Linked DNA regions of Homo sapiens: region 2 is linked to region 1. The links are chromatin contacts, found by Hi-C or POLR2A ChIA-PET in ENCODE. All regions are on one chromosome and are shown on one strand. Each heading gives the region's core, a stretch centred on a gene start or an enhancer-like site at or near the end of the contact. The rest is flanking DNA. Distances are from core to core; before and after follow the strand shown. Region 1 has its middle 92 kb from the start of LINC02250. Region 2 has its middle 19 kb from the start of LINC02250.

What was found. A loop is a pair of places that touch in the nucleus more often than their neighbours do. ChIA-PET counts read pairs that join two places held with the same protein, here RNA polymerase II (POLR2A).
Region 2: a loop to region 1 is called in a map of aorta, with 3 times the contacts of the local background. The contact joins two enhancer-like sites. A Hi-C loop is called at or near these places in 2 of 168 maps with a recorded cell type or tissue (Caco-2 and aorta). POLR2A ChIA-PET finds 5 or more read pairs at or near these places in 2 of 52 experiments (H1 and activated T-cell).

What each region holds. Positions count from the first base shown.
Region 1 is chr15:25,667,951-25,673,774 of GRCh38, reverse strand. It overlaps a transcript of ATP10A not described here. Among named protein-coding and RNA genes, the nearest start is that of LINC02250, 92 kb to the right of the region's middle. RefSeq lists enhancers at 1-359, 360-1,068. Within about 2 kb of position 3,659, at least 11 of the 41 ENCODE cell types and tissues checked have a DNase peak (open chromatin) inside an H3K27ac peak, as active enhancers do.
Region 2 is chr15:25,594,774-25,600,597 of GRCh38, reverse strand. No RefSeq gene overlaps it. Among named protein-coding and RNA genes, the nearest start is that of LINC02250, 19 kb to the right of the region's middle. Within about 2 kb of position 2,806, at least 3 of the 41 ENCODE cell types and tissues checked have a DNase peak (open chromatin) inside an H3K27ac peak, as active enhancers do.

The DNA.
Region 1 (5,824 bases), core at 2,410-4,909:
TCCCCTCCCTTCTTTAAATGCAAAGAAAAAAAAATAGTTTGTTGTTCTCAGGACTTCTGGGCATGGCAGTCTCAAAAATGAGCCAAAGCAGACAAGAAAGGGCATGCAAGGCCTTCTCTGGGTGACAGTGACGAAGGGTGAGTCCTTCAGAACGCTCTACTCTGGAAGCCCGGCCCACTGCAGAGTGACATCTCCGTCACTTGGAAGGGCAACGTCGTCCCCCAGCTGTCGGGTCCAGTTCATGCTTGTGAAAGTCCTATGTGTGTGGCCACACATGTGAGGACACATTAGAGTAGTTTGAAACTGAAGAGAGCAAATTGCAGAATGAGGACAGTTCTGACAGAAATGTACCTCTTTTGCAGCTGATGTAGCTGAAAGCCATTGGCTGCTGCACGGGAGCAGCAGTTGTATAAGACCGACACCCAGGAAGCCCCACCTCTCCTCGACGCTTGTTTGAAATTTCTGCCAAGGAGTGTCCATGACAGTGGGTAGCAGGGGCCTCCTCCGCCCCTGCCCAGCGCATAGGGGGAGTCCAGCAGGTTTTGCCTGAGCTACCTCGCTCAACCGGAGTGGGCTGCTCCTGTAAAACCCACCCTCCACGTTGGAATGAGATTCCAGTTCATCCTGACGGCTGACCACTGGAGTGGCAGCCCACCCTGCAGCCCTCAGAGCCCCTGAGGGGCCCTGGGTATGGTTTTGCATGCTGCTCACTGGCCCTGCTCATTGGCCCTTGCCCCTGTGACCCTCCTTCTCCTCGTCCCACCCCAGGATGTTACGCTTGGGATGTGGCCGTGCACACATCCGTACAAGTGTCTCAGGAGCAGTGACCACAGGTTAGTCCTTAAACTAGTAACCCTCCGCACACCTCGTCTTGCCCTAGGACCCCTTCTCCCTCCCAGGCACCATGATTTCCCTTACCCTCGGTCTACCCTCGAAAACAACCACCAAACATATCCTACAAGAGTTTTTTCCATTGTTTTGGTAATCATTCATATAAAATCTCATAACAAGGATAGTCAAGGCATACTCAACATCACTAATCAATAGAGAAAGACAAAACCACAGTGAGATAGCACCTCACCCCCATTAAGAAGGCTTTCTGGATCATTTAAACAATGAAGAAATGACAAGAGCTGGTGAAGATGTGGAAGCTCCAGAGCCCTGTGCACTGCTGGAAGGAATGCAAAATGGCACAGCTGCTGTGGGAAACAATGTGGCAATTCCTCCCAAAATTAAAGGCAGAATGACCATCTGATCCAGCAGTTACAGTTCCAGGTACCTACCCAAGCAATTCAAAGCAGGGACTCACACAGATATTTACACTGCCATATTCATAGCAGCATTCTGCACAATAGCCAACAGATAAACATAGCCCATGTCGGCCGACAGATGAATGAATAAACAAAAATATGGACTCTACATAGAAGGGGATATTATTCCGTCTTAAAAGGAGGGAATGTCTAACACATGTACAACACAGATGAACCTAGAGGACAGGAAACTGAGTGAAGGAGGGCAGTCACGAAAGGACGGGCCGGGCACGGTGGCTCACGCCTGTAATCCCAGCACTTTGGGAGGCTGAGGCTGGTGGATCACCTGAGGTCAGGAGTTCGAGACCAGCCTGGCCAACATGACGAAACCCCGTCTCTACTAAAAATACAAAAATTAGCTGGCGTGGTGGTGGACGCCTATAATCCCAGCTACTTGGGAGGCTGAGGCAGGAGAATCACTTGAACTCAGGAGGTGGAGGCTGCAGTGAGCCGAGATCGTGCCGTTGCACTCCAGCCTGGGCAACAAGAGTGAAACCCCTTCTCAAACAAACGAAAAAAATAGGACAGATGATGTGACTCCACCTACATGTGGTGCCTAGAGTAGTCAAACTTGTGCAGACAGGAAGTAGAATGGGGGTGGCCAGGAGCTGGAAGGGGAAAGGGGAGTTCGTATTTAATGGGCACAGAGTTTCCATTTAGGTTGATGAAAAAGCTCTGCGATGGATGGTGGTGCTGGTTGCACAACAGCATGAAGGTACTTCAGGCCCCGGAACCAACTATATGCTTTAAAGCGGTTAAAATGATACATTTGATGTATGTGCAAGTTACCACAACAATTTTTTAATTAAAAAAAAAAGAGGCAAGAGCACCTTAGGGAATACAATTTTAGATCAAAATATTTTCAAAGCACTCGATTCCGAGACAGAGCTCAGAGAGGCTTCCAGAGCCTCCAGCCTGAGCCTGCTTGGTGGCAGGGCTTGCCTCATCACCCTTCACTTTCAGAGCCTCTGAAAGTTCATCTCCTTGTAAAATCAACATGACAGCAAATGTGTCTGCTCTGACTGGGAAACCCTGAGTAACTTGTTGGAACCCAGGTGGCCATAAATCTCTGTCCTGAGTTATGGCCGGAGATGCAGGAAACACGTGGATGTGGAGGTCCAGTGCAAGTCATTCTGCTATTTTTAGCTCCCACTTTCTCTCAGAGAAAACTGGGGGCTGACAGCCAGGGGCTCGGAAGCCATCAGAAGAGCCACGCTGGGCAGGACAGCTCCCCTGGGGCACCCGGCCGGCCTCTGCAGACATAAACTGGGACACCTTCCCCAACCCTAAGCCAGACACTTCTGCTGTACACACACTGTATTTCCTTTGCAGGAACTACTGCCTCATGATAGCATCTTGTATACTTTATACTCGCTTCTTATTTCTCTGCCCCTTATCCCCTCCCTTCCCACTAAGATGGGGAGTTTCCATCTCAAAAATCCCATACAAGAAATGAGAGAGGAGAGAGAGGGAGAAATTATCTGATAGACGAGACAGTATTTTTCACGGTTAATTGAGGATGATTTTCATAACTGGCAAATGTCATTTTGATCTTCGCTATTAGAACATCTGCACCATCTCACAACAGGAAGCACAGCTATATTCCTTGGGATTTACCTATTCTTAGAACTAAGAGCACACATTCCACCAGCTGTCTCGTGTTGAAAATGTTAGCTTTCCAAATCCACGCAATTGGATTGAGCGTTTATAAATAGATTCAATAAAAGGAGGTTCCATTAGGTCTATACACTAAAACTGGAATTTTTTAAAGATCCTCCAAGGCCCCTTTTATTTGGTCTGTTCTTGAATCATGCCCTGAGAGCAAACCATGCAGTTTTATTGCTGAAGATAATATACATTGTTTTTTGAAAAAAGAAAGGTAATACGATATTCCTCTGTGTGAAGAAGGAGCTCAATTCTCGGCTACACCTAAGCATGCAGCCGCATAGTGATCCCTTGAAAGGAAGTGTACGTGACACATTCAGAGACTGGGAGCCCTCCTGCTGGAAGAGGCTGTGTACACAAAGCCTGGTCTCTGCAGGGGCTTGGGGAGAGGTCTTCACAGCCCCCGAACCCAGGAAATGCCCCCCCGCCCCGGCATTCCTCAATGCACATTCCAGATTTATCAGAAGGCACTGGAGTTAAAGGAAAAGCAAGCCTGCGGTGTATTCCAGTGACATATAAGAATAAGCCAATGCTTCTGGTGTGCCGCAATTTCATCAGTGCTCTCCTAACGCTGCTCTGAACCCTACAGGAAAAATCGTGCCTCCCTGAGCTGTAGAGTGTGAGGCTCTAGGCTATTTTCAGCCTGGATTTCTCACGCGGGCTGGCCACGTGGGGCTGCGGCTGCTGCTGTCTGCAGCCTCCCTGCTGGGGATCCTGCACAAGGAACCAGGATCACATGTCCCCTCCCTCTGGTGGTTCCCTCGTTCCCTCCCCCAGCCCTGACAGGGATTCCCAAATCCAGCCAGGGGTGGGAATCAAATGCAGAGACCCCAGCCCAGGGCTAAGAGTGGTCTCTTTAAATGAGGATGTTGTCTCCAAGACAACTGTCCCATGTTTTCCTAAATGCACATATATATGTAGTTACATATAATCACCTTTTTTAAAAAGCTGTTTCCATGTGCTCTTATTAAGCATAGCACAGTGTAAAGCACAGTCTAGCAAAGTGATGGTGAGTGAGTGCCCACAGGCTGAAGGTGCATGTAAGTAACCTCTGAGAGGGCTTTACCAAATGCCACCCTCAAACACACACACACACACACACACACACACACACACACACACACCATGGCTATACGTGTGCTCGGTATGCGGCTTTAACAAAAGTGTTTAAGATGGAGATGATATGAACTTGGTTCTCTCGAAGCAGAAGCACCAAGGTTTCTCTGTGTGGCAGCTTGGTTCTTACACAGTTAGGTGGAGGGAGGAGCAGCTGGATGCTAACCGTATTCTTGGATCTAAATAAATGTATTTTATACACGGTTTCATCTCTGCCTGCATCCCTATGCTTTGGAGTCAGCTGACTGCGGTGTGGGGAGGCTGGGATAGGAATTCAGGTCCTTCCCTTAGGGCCATTAGATCGGCCACCTAATGTGATGTGACACCCACACATTTCAAAACCAAATGAACCAGCACCCTCCAAGCGCCTGCCTGACGTGTCTCTCATGATGAGGCAGACATCCATCAAAGTGATTTATGCAGATGGACCGCCTCAGCCCTCACAAAAGCCTGTAAAATTTATTCTAATTTCACCCAATGTGCAGATGGGAAACATCAAGTCCCAGAAAGGGTAATTAACGTGCTCAGGTCACATGGCAGTAGCGGTGCAGCTGGGACTAGAGCCCAGGCAGGCTGGTGCATGAGTCTTCCTGACTACATTCTAGGATCTTGGTGGAGGAAAGGTTCTGCAAACAGGAATTTCCACATGTAAGTCAAAAATATGAATTCCATTTGTGCATAGACATACCGATTGTCTTTCTCAAATCCTGGCCTTTGGAGATAAATTAAAATAAACACTTTAAAGGTAATTCCTGTGGGCCCCATGTTATTTCTAAATCAGGGTTCATGTGGCACCTACTGTTTAATTCAATTCACTCATCCATTCATTCACGCATTCAACAAATGTGCACTGAGAAGCACGCCTGTGCCAGGCCTGGGTGCCCCTGCAGCACCCTCAGTGCGCTCACGGCTTCACACTTGGGCCCTGTCCTGGGTACGTTTGGTGCGTTACTGGAGACACGAGCTTTGTGTCAGGTGTGTCAACAAGCGCTGCGAAGGGGCCACATGGGGCAGAGGCTGGCATTGGTGGGGGAGGAAGGGAGGGCAGGCTGGGGTGGGGGGAGCTAAACCAGAGTGGGTGAGAATGTGATCTTGGCATCAGGAGAAGGCACTGGGCTTGGACCCAAAGCAAAGTAACAAGAAGGGGCTTAGCATAGTGGAGTTGTGTGGGAGGGAAGGAAGAAAGGAGGGATGAGGGAGGGAGGGAGGGAGGGAGGGACGGGTTTGCCCCAGGGCTCCAGACATACACAGAGATAAACACAGTGGTATGCACCATGAGGACAAAACTGGGACCAGCAAATGTGGTGGATTTTCTCTAGAATCATCTGCCCTTCCTGCCCGTCTGCTCTCACCCACTGGGTAGCAGGAACAATTTAATGTTTATCCCGTCCCCTCCAAGCAACTCTTCGGGCTGCTCCTCAGTAGGGCTGCTTCTCCTTGCTCTCATCCCCAAGTCTCCTCACCCTGCCCAGCCTTTAAGACGAACCTTGGCTCTGTGAGGGGAAGGTTTTGCAAGGATTGGGGCGGTGGGGGCTCCTGGACCCACTGGAAGGTGTGCTAGGACTGTCATCCACGTGTACAGGCTGCGAGGCTCCTGCTACCTTGACTGCCGACATCAGGGCTGTCAACATGTGGGCTCTCAGGGCCCGCACAGGATCCGGCAGCCTTCCCCCAGGGCCAGCATACTGCACAGGGAGTGTGGCCTCGGGGGCACGTGGGGGATGCCGTCAGGC
Region 2 (5,824 bases), core at 1,557-4,056, 72 kb after region 1:
ATATTTTAGTATAAAAAATTGAAACATAAAGAAGAGCTGAAAAATTACTGCAGTGAACATTCACATACCCACAGTAGTATTCAATATTCCACATTTTGTCGTATTTACTTCTGTATCTGTCTAATCTATCTGTGTGTTTTTTGTTTTGTTTTGTTTTGAGATGAAGTCTTACTCAGTCACCCAGGCTGGAGTGCAGTGGCACGATCTCAGCTTACTGCAACCTCTACCTCCCAAGTTCAAGTGATTCTCCTGCCTCGGCCTCCTGAGTAGCTGGGATTACAGGTGTGTGCCACCACACCCAGCTAATTTTTGTATTTTTAGTAGAGGTGGGGTTTCACCATGTTGGCCAGGCTGGCCTTGAACTCCTGACCTCAAGAGATCTGCCCACTTTGGCCTCCCAAAGTGCTGGGATTACAGGCATGAGCCACTGCCCCTGGCCAACTATCCATGTGTTTTTTGAATCATTAGAAAGTGAGTTGCAGTTGTTACGACACTTCACTGCTTCAGCATGCGTTTTCTAGGAAAAAGAACAGTCTCCTCTGTGACCACAGTAGCATAATCACAATTTTAAAAATTAACCTCAATTTCCTAATATCATCTCATATCCAGTATATACCAACATTTTCCCAGTTGTCTCAGAAATGATTTTATAGCTCAAATTTTTAAAAACATAGAAAGAACCAAGATTCACAGATTGCATTTGGCTGTTTCATGTTCTTAGCCCCTTTTGATTATGACGTTAGAAGAGGCCAGGACAATGTCTCACGAAATGCCCACATTCTGGATTTGTATGGCAGTGTCATCGGTGGCGTCATTTTATTTGGTGCTCTCTTCCCTGTGTTTTCTATAAACCAGAAGTCAGACAAAAAGATTCAGTTAGGTTTAGTGTAAACATTTTCATCAAGTGTACTTTAACTTGACTATTGAAAATATTTCCCAAGCTTTAAAAGCATACCAAATCGGACTTGATAGTTCTAGAAATACCATGAAGTCATGTTGTAACTGTATTGAAGGGCTTTCCTTCATCTTTGTCTGGGTGCCAATACTGTGAGATTACTTTACTAAGCCATCCATGAATATCAGCAGTTAACAATGTTGCTTATAGGCCCCAAAGATGCTTTGAGTCAGAATAACCCAGGAGCTTCAGTCCAGCACTTTGGTTCGAGTTCCTTTAGCAATAAACCCTAAACTGAAAACTTTTTCAGAAACTTCTCTTTCTTTCTACGTTGATGCCTTCTAAGGTTACTTAAAGAAAGGGAATCAAAGTCCATACACAATGTACCCTTTATTTTGGTGTTGCAATAAGTACTCTAGGCATATAAAAACTAATTTCCTGGTTGGGCTCAATAGCTCACACCTGCAATCCCAGCATTCTGGGAGGCCAAGGCAGGAGGATAATTTGAGCCCAGGAATTCAAAACCAGTCTGGGCAACATAGCAAGACCCCATCTCTACAAAAAAAAAAAAAACCAAAAAAACAAAAATGAAAACAAACAGACAAAACACAACTAATTTTCTGTAAACTATAAAAAACCAATAGGGTCAAGAGAGTTTCAGCAGTGGCCTCTTAGGCTGGTTTATGACAGTGGAAAAAATTCTTCAACAGCTTTTTCAAGGCAATACAGACAAGCTAATGTTTGTATACAAATGTAGACCTACCGACGAAAGGAAGCCAGTGCCTACAGGCAGGCCCCAAACCCTCCCTTTACAGAGGCTCTGTGCCTTTCCCTTCCAGAGCACTCTTGCTCTGTAGGTAGAGCATGGTTTAATGTATACGAATCCAAACTAGTCACATTTTTATTGTGTATGTATATATATATATAACATAAAATATATCATTTTAACCAGTTCAGTGACATTGAGTACATTCACATCACCACCATCCATCTCTAGAAATCTTCTTGCAAAACTGAAACTCTCATCTATAACGCACCATTCCCTTCTCCCTAACTCCTGGCAAACACCACTCCGCTTTCTGTCTCCGTGAATTTGACTACTCTAGGTACCTCATATACATGGAATCATACAGTATCTGTCCTTTTGTGAGTGGCTTGTTTTACTTAGCATAATAATGTCATCAAAGTTCATCCATGTTGCAGCATTTGACAGAATTTCCTTCATTTTCAAGGCTGAATAATATTCCCTTTTACGGATATACCAGATTTTGTGTATCCATTCATCCATTGATGGACATTTGAGTTGTTTCCCCACTTTTGGTTTTTGTGAACACTGCTGCTAAGCATGGGTGTGCAAATTCCTGTTCAAGTCCCTGCTTTGAATTGTTTGGAGTATATAACCAGAAGTTGGAATTGCTGGACCATATGGTAATTCTATGTTTAACTTTTTTGGGATAATCATAATTTTTAAGGAAAGTAAATATAAAGTATGGTGAAATCTCTGTAAGTAATAAGGAAGAAACCACAACGTCAAGTCACACATTTCCGTGAAGGCCACCTTTTTCTTCAAGTAAATAGACTCTATGAAGCAGCTCAGTTTCCAAGACTATGGTCTCAGTGAACCCCTGTATAGACCTCATTGGACCTATGGAAATACTCCCGAAGTGGGCCAGGTCTGCAAGGAATGGTCCAGGCACATAAACAGCAAATTATAAGAACCAATAGAATAGATGATCAAAACATTCATCAAAGCTGCCAAATACAGCAAGGCACAAATTCCAGAAAGAGTTTCTTAATAGAAAAAAAAAAAAAGTAAACTTTCAACGCTGTCCCAGATATGTTATCTCAGGAGGAAATCGCATTGGCCCTGAGGACCCAGAAGGCGCATCTGTGAGTTGTGCGGGCCACTTTCTTAATCAAAGGAACAGGAAACACAGCAAGGCAGGAACTGGGCTGGGCTTTTTGCCCGTTTGTTTGTTTTTAATTCCTTTTTAGGCTTTTATGCCTTTCCAAAGTTGTGCCAGAAGTCTGAGAAGAGTTTGATGTTGGCAATAAAATGGAATCTGGAAAAAGAGAATAAACTGCAATTTGAAAGAGGAAGGAGAAGGAGAAGAAGAAGAGATGGAGGAGGACCTGTGGTGACTGAGGAAGTGAGGAGCGTCAGTCTCACAGGGTGTATTCCCTTGTCTGGAATCAGCGCAGTCCCTCTGCTAAGGAATGCCTCCAAAGTCGCTGCTGGTGGAGCAGGAACCGGGATCCAGCGACCACTCGTTCGGAGAGGCCGGCTGAAGGCTCTGCAGCTCCAGGACAGCCGGGAAAAGCCAAAGGCTTGCCGGCTAAGGAATAAGCCCACTCAGACCGCTGTCTCTGCCAACAGGAGATGGGTTATTCACTCTGGAAACCAGAGCTGTCCAGAGACACGGGGCTTTCCCCAGCTCAGAACCTGATCTGAGAATCTGGATTTCAGAAACATTCTCCAGGCTGCATGCTCTCCGCGCGGCTGGGCAGAGCTGTTTCTCTGCATACCATCGTGACAGAGCATGGATTCAAGACTGACAGCAGGAGTCATCCAGCAGGCCCTTGGTGGTTGCAGAGAATGGCGACTACACTAATATCACTTCAACACCAAGAGGGCTTTCCTCCCGAGGAGAAATCGGGCACACACATCAGCACCGCCTTACTCTGCTGTTTCCATTTCCATCGCATGGCCCGGCCACGGACAGCAGCTGGAGTCCTGCGGAGGAAGCAGCTCCTGTTCACACAGACAGACGGCGCAACTTCAGGGCCGTTTACACGCCGCCCTGCCTGACATATGGAATCAGCCGCACAGCTAGATGGGCCCCTGCTTCAATAAAATTAGACATGCATGATCCTAAACGTTCTCACTCTTCCCGACCCCTCGCCGTCCACGCCCGTCAGCCTTGCTAACCGTCACAGTGTGGAAGCTGAGGTCTGGAAGACGCGTTGGAGAATCTGCTGTGCAGCCCGGCGTGCTGGGCTGGTGCAGACAGAAGGGCCGGCCCTGTCACGGGCTGTTGTCAGTGCTGTTCCCATCGGCCTCCTTCTCCCTTCCGTGCCAGCTTCTGACTGCTGCGCTCAGCCCTCCTGGGAACAGCCAGATCTGCAGAGGTCATCTACCTGATTTTATGATCTGGAGGTACAGCATCTCCTGAAAAGGGCCTCTGTATAGAAAATGAGGCACATCATCGGGCGCGTGATAATTGCATCCACAGTCTGATTTAAATTGTCTTTGGATATTCTCTCAGTGGCCACTCAGGTCTTTGAAAATGTAGCACTGGGCTTCTTATCGAGCTCAGGCCTGGAAACAGATGGTCTATGGTCGGGTGAGGTGGCTCACGCCTGTAATCCCAACACTTTGGGAGGTCACAGAGGGAGGATTCCTTTAAGACCAGCCTGGGCAACATAGTGAGACCCTGTGTCTAAAAAAAAAAAAAAAAAAAACTTTTGAAAATTAAAAAAAAGAAAAACAAATGATCTTTGGTTTGTTCCTTCATTTGCTCATTCTTTCGTCTGTTTATCTGCTAATTCTCTTGCTGCTGTATTGCACTGGAGAGGTGAAGGTCAGGCTCTGGGGGCCACACTACTTCCATAACCTCTCCCGTGACTTGGGATAATGAGACGTGGGTGTGCTGGAAATGTGTCTCTGAAAAGATTCATAATCCTTCCCTACAAATCACAGTCCATTCTCATTAACTGCTCTGGGGGCATTCTGAGACATACATAGTCGTTTTAGCTTCCAAGGTGCTTGGGCTTATGCTATGAGAAAGAAAATTATTTTATTCCCAAAGGAGAAAAATACTAACATTGTATTTTTCTTGGGTTCAGCATCTACAAGTCAAAACTGACACTGATCTCCCAAATATGCATGGATGTTTCTTTTTAATTTTTTCCCCAACTGTAAAAGTAACAAATGGTTCTAGTAATGGCAGGCTGGGTAATTCAGACCAATCCTTGCTCTGAGAAAAATGAAAATATCTGTATGATGTTGAAATATATTATCTTAAAAGCATCAAAGAGCCAATGAGAGTGAAGAATTACAGGACCATACTTTGAAAGAAGACAAGAGCCAGAAAAAATAAGCTGAAGGCTCAAAGCGAATTTTGCCCTGAGGATTTCCTCTATAAACAAAGAAATAGCAGGAAAACTGAAATCAGATTAGAAGAAATAAAAGTCAAATGCCCAGGCTTTCTGAAATGGGGCTACTGGCACACTGTACTCACATAAAGCTAGGACTCCAAAGGCCAACAACATGCAGGGAAAGGGTGAAGTGGACATAAACCAACCATGCCAGGACTTGCAACCTGGTTTTGAGTCATCTGTGTGGCACAGGGAACCTCAGACCTTGAACTTGGATTTGGGCAGTCTTAGCTGACTGGCACACCCAGCTCCTTATCCGTAGACTATGGTACATGCACAAGGTGTAATGCTATACTCATATTAAAAGGAATATTGCCAGGGAGTGAGCTCCAGGATACGTTGTAAGGTTATGGTCCTCAACCTTTTTGGCACCAGGGAGCAGTTTTGTGGAAGACAATTTTTTCACGGACAAGGAGCTGGACGGGGGATAGTTTCAGGATGCAACTGTTCCACTTCAGATCATCAGGCATTCATTAGATTCTCATAGGAGTGTACAACCTAGATTCCTTGCATGCGCAGTTCTCAATAGGGTGTGTACCCCTGTGAGAATCTAATGCCTCTGCTGATCTGACAGGATGCAGAGCTCAGGTGATCATGCTCACCCCTTCTCACCTCCTCCTCTCAGTTCCTAACGGGCCATGGACCAATACCAGTCTGCAGCCCGGGGAGGCACTGGGGACCCGTGTTGTAAGGTTTAAATCAGACTAGATAGATAGATAGATAAATAGATAGAGATAGATAGATAGATAGATAGATAGATAGATAGGTGAT